Linked DNA regions of Homo sapiens: region 2 is linked to region 1. A link is a loop called in an ENCODE intact Hi-C map of the cell type or tissue named here. Cell type or tissue: psoas muscle. All regions are shown on one strand. Links, peaks and the distances in the headings refer to the core of each region. The heading gives the core; the rest is flanking DNA.

Evidence for each region. A loop is a pair of places that touch in the nucleus more often than their neighbours do. Peaks named below come from ENCODE experiments on the same cell type or tissue, not always from the same donor. Only the 100,000 strongest peaks of a DNase experiment are listed, where the experiment ranks them.
Region 2: it touches region 1 in a loop (7-fold over the local background); 24 of 110 quality-filtered maps call a loop at or near these places.

What each region holds. Positions count from the first base shown.
Region 1 is chr2:158,749,339-158,758,148 of GRCh38, reverse strand. No RefSeq gene overlaps it. Among named protein-coding and RNA genes, the nearest start is that of PKP4-AS1, 19 kb to the right of the region's middle. In psoas muscle, for the core only: a CTCF peak has its summit at 3,942 (motif pointing right); no DNase peak of the experiment used is centred there; H3K4me3 peaks cover 713 bases.
Region 2 is chr2:157,488,982-157,497,778 of GRCh38, reverse strand. No RefSeq gene overlaps it. Among named protein-coding and RNA genes, the nearest start is that of CYTIP, 49 kb to the right of the region's middle. In psoas muscle, for the core only: a CTCF peak has its summit at 5,391 (motif pointing left); a DNase peak (open chromatin) is centred at 5,378.

The DNA.
Region 1 (8,810 bases), core at 288-8,287:
GGAGCTGAGGGCCCCACGCTCTGAGGATCCAGAACGAGTGTGGTTGACTTTCTTAAGATTCTCTGGGTACTGTTCTCTGAGTAGGTCTTCTTTGAATATTAAGACAAACAGTGTCTTTAATTTGGTGATTAGTAGTTTTTTGTTTTGTTTTGTTTTGAGATGGAGTCTCACTCTATTACTCAGGCTGGAGTGCAGTGGTGTGATCTTGGCTCACTGCAACCTCCACATTTCAGGTTCAAGCGATTCTCCTGTCTCAGTCTCCCAGGTAGCTAGGATTACAGGCACCCACCACCACACCCAGCTAATTTTTGTAATTTTAATAGAGGTGGGGTTTCGCCATTTTGGCCAGGCTTCTCTCAAACTCCCAACCTCAGGTAATCTGCCCACCTCAGCCTCCCAAAGTGCTGGGATTTCAGGTATGAGCCACCATGCCCAGCCATTTGTTCAGTTATTTTTCAAGTTGGTTTGAAAGTTTTATCTTATAATAGCCTTTCTTTCATTTTGAGAATGTGTGATAATAGTAAAGGTGGAGAACCTGTGCCCGGAGTGTACCTTAAAGGGCTGAGAAGGTTCCCCAGCACAGATGACTGCACCCTGCCCTGTGGAGAAGGCCGGGGCTTTGATTCTTCGTTTCTCAAGGAGTGATGGTCCTAGAGTGGAGAGTGTCAGAGAAAAATCTTGATCCTGGCCTCAGGTGGCACCTGGTCTGCTCTGTGGGGTTCTAGGGTAGCCCCCTGGTGGGCAACTCCTCTCCCTACTCGGCCAGTTATCCAAGAATTTGAAATTGACTTTCACAGGACACACAGACATAATGAAGATAAATTTGTGAACTATGTGCCATCTAATTCTCTACCCCTTGGTAGAGCCCTCTCCGACCCCAAGTCAGTCATGTATCCCCGCATCCAGCCCACGGGATTACTTGCGGTAGCCTGAGTTGCCCACGTCAGGCTGGGTTCCTCTTACTCATGATGCTGTCTCTGACTCAAATGCGCCGCCCCCCCAGGGCCATCTGTCAAGATCCTGCTGTCCTGCTTCCACGTACCTCTTGAGTGAAGCTCTACTTAAAAAAAAAGTTACTGAGGTGAAATTCACGTAACAAAATTAACCACTCTAGACTGAACAATGCCATGGCAATTAGTACATTCACAGTGTTATGCAACCGCCATCTCTGTTTAGTTCCAAAACAATCCCATCATCCCAAAACAGAACCCCACACTCATTAAGCAGTCACCCCCCACCATTCAACACTTTCCCCAGCCCCTGGCAACCACCAATCCACATTCTGTCTCTATGGATTTGCATAACCTGGATAATTCATATACACGGGGTTATACAATACGTGACCTTTTGAGTCTAGCATCTCCCACTTAGCATAACAGTCTACAGGTTCATGCAAGTTATAGCGTGTATCAGTACTTCAGTTCTTTTTACGGCTGCATATTATTCCATTGTATGTGTGTAGCCACAATTTGTTTACGTCTTCATTCGTTGACGGACATTTCAGCTGTTTCTACCTTTTGACTCTTGTGAATAATGTCGCTATGAATGTTTGTGTACAAGGATTTGTCTGAGCACCGGTTTTCAATTATTTTGGGTATGCATGCTGGGTCATGCGGTAATTCTGTGTTTAACTTTTTGAGGAAACGTCAAACTGCTTTCCATAGCATCTGAGTCATTTTTCACTCACACTGGCAATGTATGAGGGTTGCTACTCCTCCACAGCCTTGTTATTGAAGCTTTACTTTTTTGGAGGGGGTGCATTTTTTCTACCTATTTTGTAATTATTAAGCAAAAAGTAGTTTGGTCCTTTCAGCCAAACTTGTCAATCAAGCTTAGAAAACACATAGGATACATTTTGGTGAGCAGAAAGTCTGATTTAATTAATTTAACTAATTAAAAAGGGGTTAACACTGTTTTTCCAATTACTTCATTTACTACAATTTGTACTGAAACTTTACTTTTTAAACCCTTCAGTAACTTCCTCTTGTGCCCAACTCTGACTCTCTCCACACCCAAACCTAACCCATCCCTGCAGCCTACCTCTTATCATGCTATATTGTGATTCTCTGTTCACGTGTCTCTTTGTGTTAGACTTGGCAGTTGCAGACTGGCATTGCTTGTGGGCAGAGAGCCTCTGGTGCCTGCAGAATGTGGACTGGCCACCTCGTAGGTGGGCAATGGGTGTCTAGGAATGTGTTACTAGGAGGGCACAGGGGCGCCCCCTCTTGGCGAGCAGGAATAAGCCTACACACTCTCTCACCTTCCCTGGCCCTGACACTAGCATAACACACTTTATTGACTTTAAAGCGATGAAACGAAGGCAAATGAGACACCAGATGGGCAAGCATGCTGAGCTCTTTGGAGAAAAGAGGCTGTGTAAATCCAAGTCTTTCTTTTATTGAAGAAACAAGGCAAATGACTCCAAATTGTCTTTACTTTATTGTGCCTGAAAAAAGAAAAGTCAGTCCAGATCATGGAAATGGCATTCGGTGGCATCTGAATGGAATCCTCATGCACTAAATGCAAGACTTATGGGCAAGCTGTGAGTCTGGGGTGCTGCACTGTCATCTAGTGATGAGGTGAGAGTGTGCCCCTGCATGACTAAGCCCTTCCTTTTCATTTGTTGTCTGTTGCTGTAAAATTGGAGGAGCATATGAATCCTTCCTGCTGCCCACGTGAGAACATTTGTCACTTCCCATTTATCAAAAGACACCACAAAGGTGCTAAGCTCCAGCAAGGCAAAGGTAAATACAATCTCATCCTACTCTCAATGTGTCCACATGTCAGATGCCACATGCTTTGAAGCCACATACCTGGAATATTTTGAAAGAAAGAAATCTCAGTGGGAAGGAATATAAAATTTGCTTGCAGGCACACATGAAAGATATGAGCAGTTACAGGTCCTTTATTTGGGTTTTATTTGGTCAGTTGGGTCCCATCGTTAGACAAAAAGCTAAATATTTTTCACATGTGTTGGCAGTTTTAGGGCTGTTATAACATTGACTTTTCTAGTACCAATAGATGGGCAGTACGTTAAGTCAGAGAGAAGCATTTGACTATGAGCTTTTCTCAACTGAAGTTACAATAGTTTCCCTTTATCTGTGGGTGATACATTCCAAGACCCCCAGTGGATGCCTGAACCATATATATATTATGTCTTTTGCTATATATATGTACCTACGATAAAGTTTAATGTATAAACTAGGCACAATAAGAGATGAATAACAATAATAATAAAATAGAACAGGCCAGGCACAGTGGCTCACACCTATAATCCCAGCACTTTGGGAGGCTGAGGCGGGTGGATCACCTCTCTACTAAAAATACAAAAATTAGTCGGGCCTGGTGGCAGGCGCCTGTAATCCCAGCTATTCGGGAGGCTGAGGCAGGAGAATGGCTTGAACCTGGGAAGTGGAGGTTGCAGTGAACCGAGATTGCACCACTGCACTCCAGCCTGGGCAACAGAGCGAGACTCCATTTCAAAAACAAAAAAGAAACAAAACAAAACAAAAAAACCAACCAAACAAAAACAAACCCTAGACCATTCTGTCCACACAGGCATCAGCTTCTTATCAAATATTTTCCCATCAGAAATAACTTTCCCTTCCCAAGATGACTTCTGGCTAGTTGATTTTCTCCAGCTCAGCATCCTTGCTTTGCAAACCCAATCAAGCCTTAGGAGCTCTGTGCTGGGAAGCTAATCCTGGGAAGCTTCAGTAAGACCTGCGAGGATTTGTGCACCGCTCAGACGTCCATTTCAATATTCACGACCTGTATTTGGCATTTTCAATAAAATTCAAAAGCAAATGGCTTTCCACCATTACAGCTTATTATGTAGGTGTTAGGAGGCATTCTCTTCTTGTCTCCCATACTCTGTAGCGGTTCCTCCTGCTGTTTTCTGTGGAAATGACCATCTGGTTGGGACTTCCTAGAGATGACCACTAGAGGGCACATGATTCCCAGCTCACAAGCCCTTTACACCGCCAATTCCTGGGGCTTTGCTGCAGAAAAAGACAGTTTTTGTTTGTTTGTTTGTTTGTTTGTTTTCCCTCAGAAACAGGAGGAAAGCACTTGAAATTCCCTGGATGCAGCTAAGACATTTTCTTCAGCATTCATCTGTGAAATGCTGGCTGCAAGCAGACATTCTGGCGGGTAGAGGAAGGACTGTATTCTCTGTTCCCGTCACTCATTCCCACCAAGGGGAGGAGAAAAGGGCTGCAGAAAGCTGCTCAAATGAGTTTTGTTCTTTCTCAGATGGCTAAAGAGAATATACTTGTAGGCCACATGCGTCTATTCAGGCCTCATGGTGTAGTGAAAAGAATGTGTTTTGGAAGTAGACAAACCTGGGATTTATTTCCCACACGCAGGCTTCCTGCCAAGAGGGTGCACTGGCCCGGTCTGCCGGCTCCTCTCCCAAGTCAGCCCTGGAGAAGCTCCAACATTAACTTGAAGGGAGGTAGGGGAGCGGTTAGGGAGACCAAATCACACGGGAGTGTCCCTTGGGCTCAGATACTCTGGAGGGAAAGAGAGAGTGATGGCACTGATAAATTAACGTGGGAAAATAAACATGAGTACGGTCAAACATTAGGAGTGACCAGGATAACATCAAAATTAGAATGCTTAACTTTAAACTAGTAGGTGAAAATCCATGGGAAGTGGAAATGGGAAAAAAAAGAAATTTTAAAATCTTGTATTATGAATGAAAAGTCTGAATTAAAATGCTGAACTAAGTCTTCATAAAATAGTAACTAAATATTGCTCAGCTGCTGCACTTACTAACTCCGTGACCTTGGATAGGTTGATAAACTTTCCTGAGCTTCAGTTTCCTCATCTCTAAAATGGGTAAACTTTGTATGGTCACAAGCTTTCTGGGAAAGTTGAATTCTACGATGCACATGAAACAGGCCTCCTGTGCCTGACCCCTGGGAGATGGCTGGCCTTCTAGTTCTCATCTCTCTTTTCTGTCTCTAGCACGTTTAACATCTGAACACCTATGCAGTCAACAATATTTCCTAAGTGTCTGTCAGGTTATGTTCAGCTGCAAGTGACAGAACACGTTACTTAAATAAACAACAAGGAAAACAGTATTATCTCTATAGTGAGATACAATCACAATATTATTATATAGGTAATATAGTGAAAAGGTATTATCTCATCACAAGAAGTCAAGCAGCAGGGCAGTTCCAGGGCTGGTTGATTCAACGTCTTAGCAAAATCATCAAGGACTTGGGTTCATTCCATACTTTGGCTCTGCCATCCTCAGCAGGTGAATATTTGTCCTTGTGCCTTTCATCATGGCTGTACAACAGCCGCCTCCCACTCACCTAAAAACAGGGATGGGTTGTTTCCTCTCCTGAAACTCTTTAAAATGTTCCTGAAACTGTTTCTCAGAAATCATCCCAGCATATCTCCCCTCATGTCTCACTGACCAGAGTGGGTCACATTGCGCATCCCTAAGTCAGCCTCTGGGAGGGTGAATAGGTTTCCATGATTGGAACAGACCAATCATGAATCAACCTTAGATCTCTCTTGGTCTTCTGGAGTTGTTGGTACTAGAAAAGAAATCAATTACGTAAAGAAAAAGGGAAAAAATGTCTGTTGGGTAGGCAACCAAGACTGTTTTCCAGGCCCTGTATTTGGTGTTGGGCATATAGTAGTTAATAAGTCAGATGCCATCCTGGAAAGCTTACAGTACGGAAGGTTATGGACAAGCAAACTGGTATTTACATTCTAGCGTCTAAGTACTATGCATAGAGAACTAAAGGGCAGTAGCTCATAACTGGTGGTGAAGAAAGACTTTCTGGAGGGGGTGCTGTTTGCCTGAGACCTGAAGGATAAGCTAGGCATTTTCCAGATGATCGGGTATAGAAGTAGAATAAGAGACTGAATGAAACCCTGGGAACAAGAGTGATTATGACATATTCAGGTAACTGAAAATGAGTTACGTGTGGGAGGGGATACTGGGATAGAGGAGGCTAAGGGGTCAGCAGAGGCCAGTCATGAAGGCCTCGGAAACCATGTTGGAATCACATTATGTGAGCAATGGTCTTTAAAATGTGGGGTGTGAAACGAACACAGTGGTTCATAACCGGCATATAAAAATAAAATAATGGCAAATTCCTAAATGGCACTTACTACATTCAATGCACGGCTTTGAGAGTTTTATGTATTTATTAGCTCATTGATCCTCAGAGGTTGGTACTAGTTATCCCCATTCTGTGGAGGAGGGAACTAAAGCACTCACCCAGGGTCACTGTCACCCAGGGTCACAATTCAGGGTTGAATTGTGTCCCCCTCAAAGAGATATGTTGAAACCCTAAACCTCAGTTCTTCAGAATGTAGTCTTATTTGGAAATAGGAATTTTGAATTTAGCAGATGGAATTTAAGATGAGGTCACACTGGAATAGGGGGGCCCTAATCCAATGCAACTAGTCCTTTTTTTTTTTTTTTTGACAGGCTCTCACTCTTGCCCAGGCTGGAGTGCAGTGGCACAATCACAGCTCACTGCAGCCTCAACTTCCTGGGCTCAGACGATCTTCCCACATCAGTCTCCCAAGTAGCTGGGACTACAGGCATACACCACCATGCCTGGCTGATTTTTTAAGTATTTTGTAGAGATGGGGTCTCACTATATTGCACAGGCTGGTCTCAAAATCCTGGGCTCAAGCAATCCTCCTGCCTTGCCCTCCCAAACTGCTAGGATCGTAGGCATGAGCCACTGTGCCTGGCTGAGACCAGTGCTCTTATAAGAAGATGGCCATGTAAAGAGAGAGAGACAGGGAGAACGCTGTGTGAAGCTGGAGGCAGAGATTGGAGTGGTGCATCCCTAATATAAGCCAAGGAGCACCACAGATCACCTAGAATCAACACTGAGCAGGTGCTTAATGAATATTTGTTGAATGAACATAGAAGGAGATATAGTGAGGAATGTGAATGAAATTTAGTCAGACAGTTGTCATTTTTTATGTCCTTGCTCCCCTATCCCCCTGCTACCAACTGCAGAATCAAACACCTCCCCACAGAGCCCTGGCTACACACCTCCCCCTGTGTCCCTTCCACCTCTGTGACTCTGCAATTACATGTATGCCTCTCCTATTCATTATACACCAGAGGAAAGGGATGCCGGTGGCAAGTTGTGTGTCCTCTGCTGAATCATATCCCCACCAACAATGAGCTGAACACTGTTAACAGCTCCGAGTCAGCTGCAGAGGTGCGTGTGACATTTGTGGATGCCCTGAGCCCTGTTCCACAGCAAGGGATTATAGCAGTGTGCACAAATCCTTGTCTCTAAGACCTCCGTACTGTCTCAGAGTGACTGACAGAATTAAACATGGTCTAGACTGATGGGAAGTCCAAGGAGGATTTATGGCCCAATATAAAGAAATGTAAATTTTGTTCTCATTCAAACCAATCCTATGCTACTATTGATTTTTTTTCTAAGTGTCAAGATGAATTCAGCTTTCTGTATTAGGAAGTTGACTCAATCCCAGGGAGGGCTCTGAGCCACCAGACCTCTTTGTTTCTTGGTGTGCACACTGATGGGGATTTGTGGCTCACAGATGCATCGTAATGACCCAGCTGTCACCTGAGTTTTGTTTTAGGGGAGATTGTCCCTGCATCTGAGACATGCAGAGAGGAGCCCATCTAGGGTGATCAACTGTTACAGTTTACCTGGGACTTGCCCAGTTTTCACAGTGAAAGTCCCATGTCCCAGGAAACCCCAAAGTCCTGGGCACACTGAGACAGTTGGCCACTCTAGCAGGTCCCCTCCCACCCTCCCAGTCAAATGGATTGGAAGCAAAACCCAGACTGCCTGTATTTCAATTCTGACCTCAGAACTCACTAACTGCAAGTTGATCTACCACTCTGTGCCTCAGTCTCTCCATCTGTAAAATGAGGATGATGAAAGTACCTGTCTCAAGGGGTTGCTAAAAGATTAGAACACACACACACACACACACACACACACACACACACACACACTGCTTCTTCAATTGTAACTAGCTGGAGTAGGTACTCAGGGAAATGTGAGCAATTGATATTGTCTTATTGTCACGTCTCCACCTGCAGAAATGGGATCTTTCCATTTTTGGGAGCTAGCATTGCTTCCTTGCTGATGGGGATGGATGGTAGAAAAAAATCCCTTTGCTATCTACAAAGGAACATGACTAAGAGACATTTCCAGTGGGAAGATGTGATCTCTCCCCTCCTTTTAACCTTTTGTGTTAAATAAAACACAGATACAGAATATGGCATAAAACAAGTGGATTCTAAATAAGGCCAAAATTCTTGTAACGAATATCTGTGTTGGAAGACAGAAATTTGCCAGCTACCCAAGGAGTCCTCCATTGCTCTGCCCAAACTCTACCCCCTTTTCCTTCCCCAAGAGTGGAAGGAATGCTTATTATATCCAGAAGTGCTCCATTTTATTGTTTTCTTTAGGGCAAAAAAGGTGGCATTGTGGTGCTGTTCAATCATGACTCTCTTATGTCATCTAGAAAACAGAAGGATCCATGTCTCCTTCATTTATTTATTTATTTATTTTTGGGGGGTGGGAGGGGGAGGAAAGAAGTCTGATTTCTAAAGGAAAGGGTTTAAGTAGGAAGTTGTAAATATTACCTTTCTTTTTGCAGCTATGCATACTATCACCTGTAAGAGTGCATAGATCTTGGTGTATGTTGCTTAAAGAAAATAGACAATAGTCACAGTCCATTAAAATCCCATCTGCTTTCTATAAAATGGAAAAGTCATTACTGCTGAGTCAGGGGGTCTCAGACCCATGTTGAGGAAGACATCACCTACTGATTCT
Region 2 (8,797 bases), core at 798-8,797, 1.3 Mb after region 1:
ATAATGACCTTGTTTAGTCACCTTAATCTCTCGACTATCATTAGAATCACATGGAGAGTTTTGAAAAGAACAATACTGGTAATGCTTGCACAGCTGTATAAATTAACTTTAACGTTATTGAATCTTACGCTTAGAGTGAATTTATAGTATGTAAATTACATCTCAACAAAGGGGTACAAATTTAAAAAATAATACTAACGCCCAGCCTTTGGCCAATTATATTGGAATCTCTGGGGTGCAGCTTGGACATTAACAGCTATTAAAAGCCCCTAGAAAAATTTAGCAATAACTAACAAAAGTATACATGCATTTACCTTTTGACCCATTAATCCTATTTCTAGGAAGTTATTCTGAAAGCACAGCTCCAGCAATACAACTAAATACATGTGCACACTGTTATTCACTGAAGCACTGTTTGTAAATGCAAGTTATGGAAAAACACCAGAATGTCCATACTTAGGGGGAATGGTTGAATAAACTATGGCACATCCACACCATAGAGAGTATTATGGTGTTGTAAAAATGAGTGAAGAATCTCTGGACTGATATTATACTGGTATCCAGAATAAATTTTTTTTTTTAAGACGGATCTCGCTCTGTCGCCCAGGCTGGAGTGCAGTGGTGCGATCTCGGCTCACTGCAACCTCCGCCTCCTGTGTTCAAGCAATTCTCCTGCCTCAGCCTCCCGAGTAGCTGGGACTACAGGTGCGCACCGCCACGCCCAGCTAATTTTTGTATTTTTAGTAGAGATGGGGTTTCGCCATGTTGGCCAGGATGGTCTTGATCTCGTGACCTCGTGATCTGCCCGCCTCGGCCTCCCAAAGTGCTGGGATTACAGGTGTAAGCCACTGCGCCTGGCCTAGGATATGCTTTTAAGTGAAAAAAGTAAAGTGCACATATATCTATAGTATGGTACCATTAGATGAGAAAGAAAGAGATATAAGAAAATATACGTATATTTTCTCATCTGCACAAAAAGAAATATAGGAGGGTAAAAGTAGAAACTACTGTGATTGGTTATTTACAGAGATCAGTGGGAATGGGGTGGAAAGAATAGGGGAATGGGAATGGTTAGAAGGAATGAAGTGGGATACTTCTGCAAGTACATCTTCTGGGATGTTTCTAACTTCTTGAACCAAGTAGTGTTTCACATATTTAAAAAACTAATTTATATTAACCAGGATGTGTGGGAAACCAAAATAGAACACAAACAGTAACCAATGCATGTAACGCAAAATTAATACCACAACCATAATAAATGGGATAAAAAAGAATGAATCTAAGTAATACTGAAAAACAGCCTTTTAAATATATTCTATAAGGGCAAAGATAAAAAAAAACTGCACAAAAATATTGTACCCTTCTCAGGAAATTCATTTTTCATTTTCCTTCTCAGGAAAATGTGTCAGTAATTCTAAAACTATATGTATTCTAAGATTGAACAAATAAGTAAACAAATTGTGAATAATGAGAGCCAGTTTCTCCCTATCAGACAAAAGAGTTACAGATGAGGAAATGGGGAAGGTGAGAATGACCCCTATGGATTAGATTCACATATATCAGTTTGAACTACTGTTTCTGTATATACTGGTTCTGAATACACACACACACACACACACACACTCACAGAGAGAGAGAGAGAAAGAGAGAGAGTGAGAAAGAGAGAAAGAGAGAGGAGATAGTTACAGAAATACTTATAGATGTGCATATATTTTTGTGTATATACGCTTGTCCCTAGGTATCCACAGGGAACTGGTTCCAGGGCACCCCACAGATGCTCAAGTCCCTTTTATAAAATGGCATAGTATTTGCACATAACCTATGCACATCTTGTATACTTTAAATCATCTCTAGATATTACAATGCTTAATATAGTATAAATGCTATGAAATAATTGTACTATATTAATTTTTATCTTCTTTGAATTATTTTTGATCTGAGGCTGGAATCTGCAGATATAGAGCACCAACTGTATATACATATATTTCTTAGCTCTGTTCACTTAGGACTAGAAGCAATGACACCCCAGCAGCAATGAGTATCCTAGTACTCAGAACTTGAATTCTAAGTACCATTTTTCAGTTAAATGGCTAATCTGAAGGCTGGGATGCAGAAAGTAAAAGATATGCCTGAACCTATATATCTATCATCCATCCATCTATCTATCTATCTATCTAACTATCTATCTATCTATCTATCTATCTATCTACCTATCTATTTATTTTTGAGAGCATCTCACTCTGTTGCCTAGGCTGGAGTGCAGTGGTGCCATCACTGCTTACTGTAACCTCGACCTCTTGGCCTCAAGCGATTCTCCTGCCTCAGTCTCCCAAGTAGCCCGAGTAGCTAGGACTACAAGTACACCCAGCTAATTTTTTTTTTTAAGAGATTGGGTCTCACTTTTTTGCCCAGGCTGGTCTCGAACTCCTGGGCTCAAGTGATTCTTCCCCCTTGGCCTCCCAAAGTGCTGGCATTACAGGCCTGAGACACTGCGTTTAGCCTTGAATCATCTTGTGATGCCAGAATGTGAATGCTCAAAAATGATGGGAGCATATTGAAAGGACTGGAAGCCAACCTAAAGGAGCTCTTGAAGGCTAAAACTGGGACAATATGGGCCAAAAAATAAATGAATTATAATCCATTGAATAAAATAAATATCTACTAATTCATACTGATGAAAACAAATAATCAAATAAATAAATAAATGAGGGAGAAAGGAGGTGTCTTCCTTACAGTAGAATTCCAAAGAGTAAATATAGAAGAAGTGGTGGAAATATAAAGTTGCCATTTGGTTAATGGCACAGTAATAATTGTTTTAAGGACAATTCAATTGGTGTTAAAACTAGTGTGCAAAAATATAATTAGAAACAAGATATTTACACAGTTTCAGACTATCTTCACTAGCTAATTACAAGGGGAAATATTATCTTTATTGTGGAGAAACTTGGCAGACTAACTTAACTAAGCGATCAAAGTTAACATCATCAAAATGTGACACTTTGACAACATGGACTCTCTATATGATGCACTGAGAAGAGTATGGTATCATTTCTGGGGTATTCTTGCCAAAAATACATGAGTTTTATTTAATCATAAGGAAATATTAGACAAACAGATTGAAGAATATTCTATTAAACAGCTGACCATACTCTTCAAAAGTGTCAAGGTCATGAAAAAGAAAAGACTAAGAAACTGTCCCAGATTGCAGAAGACTGAGTAGACATGACAAATAAATGCAACTTGAGATCCTGGATGACATTCTGCATTGAGGGTGGAGAAAGGCCTAAAGAGAGCCAGGCTGGACTTTATGCAATTGGGACAACTAGTTGTTTGAATAATTAATTAGACATGGCTGAAAGAATAATCTGGGAGGTGGTGCTGAGCATAGAATTTAATAACTCCCTTGTAGAACATTGTACTTCTCCAGTGTAACTTTTCTCAAATGATAATGACATGTCCATATCTTTTACTAGAATGTAAGCTCCATGAACACAGAGAGTTGTCACATCTATCTGGTTTGTCACTCTGTCCAAGCGCTCAATGCCTTGCCAATAAACGTGGTTTAAAACATAACCTTAATCTGTGGCTGGTTAAGTTCATGCAAGCAACTTTTCCCCTCACCTCTGCTCTGGGAGGCTTTGCTGGTTGGGTGACTCTTTTTACCTAAGAATGACTAAGGGGTTCATCCCTTTATTTAATGACTCCTTATCTTTCAGGCTCAATATAAGCCTCATCGTTTAGTCAAAAGTGTTAGGCTTTAGAGGCTAGATGGAATTCAAATTCCAGTTCCCTCACTGATCAGCCTACAGCTTAGTTTGGTCTTTCCTCCTCTCCAGGAATGGCTTCCTCAACAGTGAAGAAAGGCCTTTGAATTTTAGACCAGTGATTTTTAAGCTGTTTTTTTTTTAAATTTGTTTTGTTGTTGTTATGATTATTGTGGGTGGATTGTTTGCTTACTTGCAGATCCGCTTTCTTTAAAGGAAGTCTTTATGTAGTATCCAGAGGTGTACATAAATAATACAGGTTAAAATGGCATTGTTTTCATCTGGTTGGAGGTGGGGGGAAGTGAGGGTAGGGAAGTGGTTTTGGGGGTGGTACAAAGCCTGTCCAACTACCCATCCCTTCCCCTAATGCCACCTCACCCTGGGAGCCTTTGAGGTCCTAATCACAAACTTCTAGTCCATAGTTTGAAAAATCTAGAAGTTTGCTACAATTATTCTGCCACCTTCAGAAGCACTGTTCTCTCCTGTGAACTGTGGCATTTATCCTTGCTGTTTTCCATGTTACATTTACCATGCTACTATCTGGACTGGAAGGAATGGGATATATCTTTTTAGACCCAAGTTCTAGTACAAAACCTTCACCCAATAGTTCGCTTACTGTGAAAGTTAATTACACACATTGATTTATTATTGTCATACTGAACTAAATAAGATTCAAGGGGTAAGGGAGAAAATGACTGGGGGCACATAACACCTACCCCAAGAATTGTCCACATGCCCAGTTGCTGAAACAACCTGCTGACACTCTTAAGATTAATTTTACCTACCACCATCACTCACCAATCAGAGCTTGCCAGTCCCCCAAAACTTTGCTAGTGCCAATGAGTTTTCTTTCAAGATAACATAACATTTCTCTTTCCAGTAAAACTTCCAACCTTCTCTTTGTTCTTCAGACATACTGAAGACCACCTCTGTGTGTGTGTATAACTCATATTGCAATTCTGTGATTCCCAAATGGAACAGTGAGTTTAAAGATTCTTCTTTATATTTCATTTGACTTTGACATTGGCAAATGTTTCTTGATGATGACCACTGGTTCAAGGACCTCCAGCAACTTCCTGGAGGAGGTGGCCCGTAAGTCAGGCTTGGGGAGAAGTTGAATTAGTGGGCAGGAGGTCATTGTTCTTGATTAGTGAGGGTTATGCAGGGATGACAGACAGAGGAAGCCATGCAATGGGTAGCTCTTAAGAGTTGTTAGGGACACAGGGAGATAGAAGGTGTGGGAGTGAGGCATGGAGCCCAATAGTGGAGTAGCTCGGCTATGACCTAAGATGGCCTAAAGCCAGAAACAGAAACTATCATGGTATATCTTAAATTAATTCCATAGTGTAGCATCCTCAGCAAGATATTCCAGGAAGGTAATGGGAACTGGCTAGTTTCCAGGTATCTTTAGCTCAAACAAAATGTGAGCAGCCTCTAAGGCAAAACTTTTCTGGACATTTCCAAGGGTACATCCCACATTCCCTATTTTCAGCACAAGCCTGCACTGTATTTCGGATCCAGGTGAGAAGATGATGATTGCTCCAGTGCAGGAACACTGCACCAGGCAACTGCACTGGCTTGGCTAGAGGCACTAGCCAGCTGCTGACTGTTGGTGGGAGTATCCTGCCCTCTGCTGGATTTGGCGGGAAACATGAATTTGCATTGCCTGCTAAAGAATTAAGGCTGAAAGCTTTTAGAACTGAAAATAAATATTTGCTTGTGTGTTGATGAGGTTTAATTAACTTGGGAATGCATTCCTTAAATGACATCGGGATTCTCAGGTAATTTCCAGGTGTCAAGGAAAAAAAATCGTTTTATATCATATACAGACCTCCTGTTCAGTAAATTTGGGTGCATAATATAAAGTGCCAGCATTTTGTTCTGTAAAGAATAAAAGTTGCATCTATAATAATTCTTAAAGTGTTCACATAGTGTTGTAATTTGATGAAAGAATAACAAGAGTGCAGTTAGACTGTTGGGGTTTATATATTAATTCTGCAAGATACTGAATCTCTCTGAGACTCGGTCTCTTTATCTGTAAAAAGATGCCATACTCATCTTGAAGGGTTGCTGTGAGGATCAAGTGAACTAAGAATATTTACAGGAGCACTTTACTATGCCCACTAAAAGTATGTGGTTTTAAACATACATGCTATTCACAGGTTAAATTATTGATTTCCCTGTTTATTTTGAGTAAAACTGAAAAACAGACATCAATGTTTCAAATCTAGATAATGACAGGACTCTTCCTAAAATACTGAAAGAGATCAGCAGCCCCTAATTTTTGCAAGAGCCTTTGAAGATGGGACAACTTTTTACTAAGTAGTATTTATCTCCAATTGCTGGTCATTCTGTTCTGTGCAATCAAGAGAAATGTCTCTATTTCTCACTTTCATAAAGAGAAAAATGGCAGAACCTAATTCTAAGGATAATGTTTTCCAGCAGCCATTGCCTTGGTTTCCTCTCCTTCTTTTCTCTTTTTGATCCTTCCCTATCCCTTTATTCTGTTCTCTTCCTATGTAAGTTGAAATCAGAAATAAGCAGTTTCAGCTGGCATTGTCATTGCTGTTGATGTTTAGCTGTTTCTCATCCTCCTGTAGAAGTTCCACAGGTATATAGTTTTCCCTTCAGTGCTATTATATTTGGAGTAGATAGAACATGGCCCAGGCTCTGAAGTTTTTTGCCATCTAAGGTGTGAGAAGCTGAGTAATAATGGTATTATTAATGTAGCACCTCTCTAATAAAAATAATAGATCTGTTTTCAACTTAATAATTTATTTAATTGATTTTATTCTCTTCATTAACAGCTCTGCTTAATAAAAAGATTTTTTAAAATCCAATTTGTGCAACCAGCTGAAGAGTAAACCCAAGTAATTGATCACCTTGCCAGCCTCAGTAAATGCTATATTGATGTGTTTTAGGAAATCCACGTTCAACAAAGATTTATACTAATTGCTGAAGATAAGAAGGAATAAGATATGATCTCTATACATGATATATTTTGGGAAGAAATTGGCTAAGAAGATATCATGTGCTCTTGAAGAATGAAGTTTTTTAAGTAGAAAAGGTGGGTGTGCGTGTGTGTGTGTGTGTCTGTGTCTGTCTGTCTGTCTGTCTATTGAAGCTGGGTGGGGGCAGGCTTCAAGACAGAGGGTACCAGGTAAGCATCACATACTGTTATGAAAACCTATGCTGTGGCCAGAGTGATAAGGAGGATGAAGATGAGGCTGAGGCTGGAAAGGTACTTTGGGGCCAAAGGAAGGTGCTACTTAACTGCTAAGATGTGGAGCTTGAATTTCATGGGGTATGTGTGTTAACCAATACATTTGAATGTTGGATCAATATTATACCTCCATCATATTCTGGTTCATCAGAGAAGTATTTTTTAGGGAGGAATGTTGGGTTTTAAGTGGCATTATAGTTCTCTACAACTTTAAAAATATATGTAAATTTCTGAGTGAGAACCACAACAGCCTCTATGTTCAGTCCAAACTAGGGTGGGTTAGTGATTCCCTGTGTAACCCAGGGTTCCAGGTTTTTGGGTATGCACTGTGAGGAAATCCCCACTTGTGTCTGTTGTATCTTGAGTTCTTATTTCAAAAATCTCTGGGAAGAAGCTCAGCCCTGGAAAAACTAAAACTGGCTGGATCCAGAGATGCCTGAGTTGGAGAGGAACTTTGGCCAACTCTCCTCATTAACCATAGTAAGAAACCTTGCTCAGGGAGAAGTTTATTTGCCATTTTCTGTACATGCAATGTATGTAGAAGCATGATCAGCAGGCGACTGCACTGCCTTTATGCCACTTCCACATACAATGACTCAGCTAACCAGCCTAGTACAAGTCCTGCTTTTACTGTTGTTCCTGGAGGCACTGCTTTGGGAAACTATCCCAGATGTCCTCCTTCCTTGTTGCAAATAATAAAATCTCCCTCTTAAATACTCCATGGTTGTGCTCATTGGACTGTCTCCTGCCTAGCAGTTTAACCCACCTGTTGTGTGGGTAACACCTCAACAGACTAGAATCCTTAGCTTGCATCTTTAAAAGACAACAGCTTGAGTCCCTTTCAATTCATCAAAAAGCCATGCATTTTTTAAAAGCAGCCACCAGCCTCTTTCATCCAGTTAGTCTTAGACAACCATCTACTCTAAAATATCTGGAGTCCGATGCCTAAAGAATAATTTAGAAACGGCATCAACCCCTTTCTATATCTGACCTGCCATTTTGTCACATCAAATAAAAGAGAGATCATAAAAAGACCCGTGGATAAAGGCTGTCTGCATCACCAAACATGCTTGCTCATCTAATTAATGATTTAAAAAATACAGATTATTTATATAAACTATTTGGCACCATATTACTGATCTTAACTCCCCTTATTCACTATAGCAATTCCACAAACTCGAAAGAGACAAAGATTGCACACACTAAAGCTTGTTTATGGCACCTTAAAAGACAGCACTTTGAATTGCTATTCCCCAGTTCCTAAAGTGGTAATGAGATTTATAGGTAACTTTAAAAGTTTTTCTTTTGTGTGTTCGCTTAGCACTTAGCACATTATAGGCATTCTGAAGAATGGAGCACATTGCACATTCCATTAAACAATTTGGGCAAAAATAAAGTGTAAATAAACATAATAGCTAGTGTAGCCAAGTGCTTAGGGCCCCTAACTGGGTTGGCAAAAGAGCATGGAGTAGTGTGAGAGCCCATAGGAGCTCCTCCACCTCCAGTGCCCAGCACATAGTAGGCATTCAATAAATAGCTGAGGAATAATGAAACAATGAATGCATTCTTTTTTTTCTAGCCACTTTGCTTGCAGTGGTTATCTTAAGGGTGTAATAAAGTAATAATTGCTTCGTGACTATGTGGGCTCATAAGTTAATGTTTGCAAAGTGCTTTGAACTTCTTGGGAAAAGGGATGGTGTTTTTGTTGGCACTGTGTATTGTTTGCAGTGGCACACAAATTCCTCCTCCTCCTCTTCCTCCAGCTGCCAGCACTGTGCCCTCCCCCAGCTCTGTGCAGGGTCAATATCTC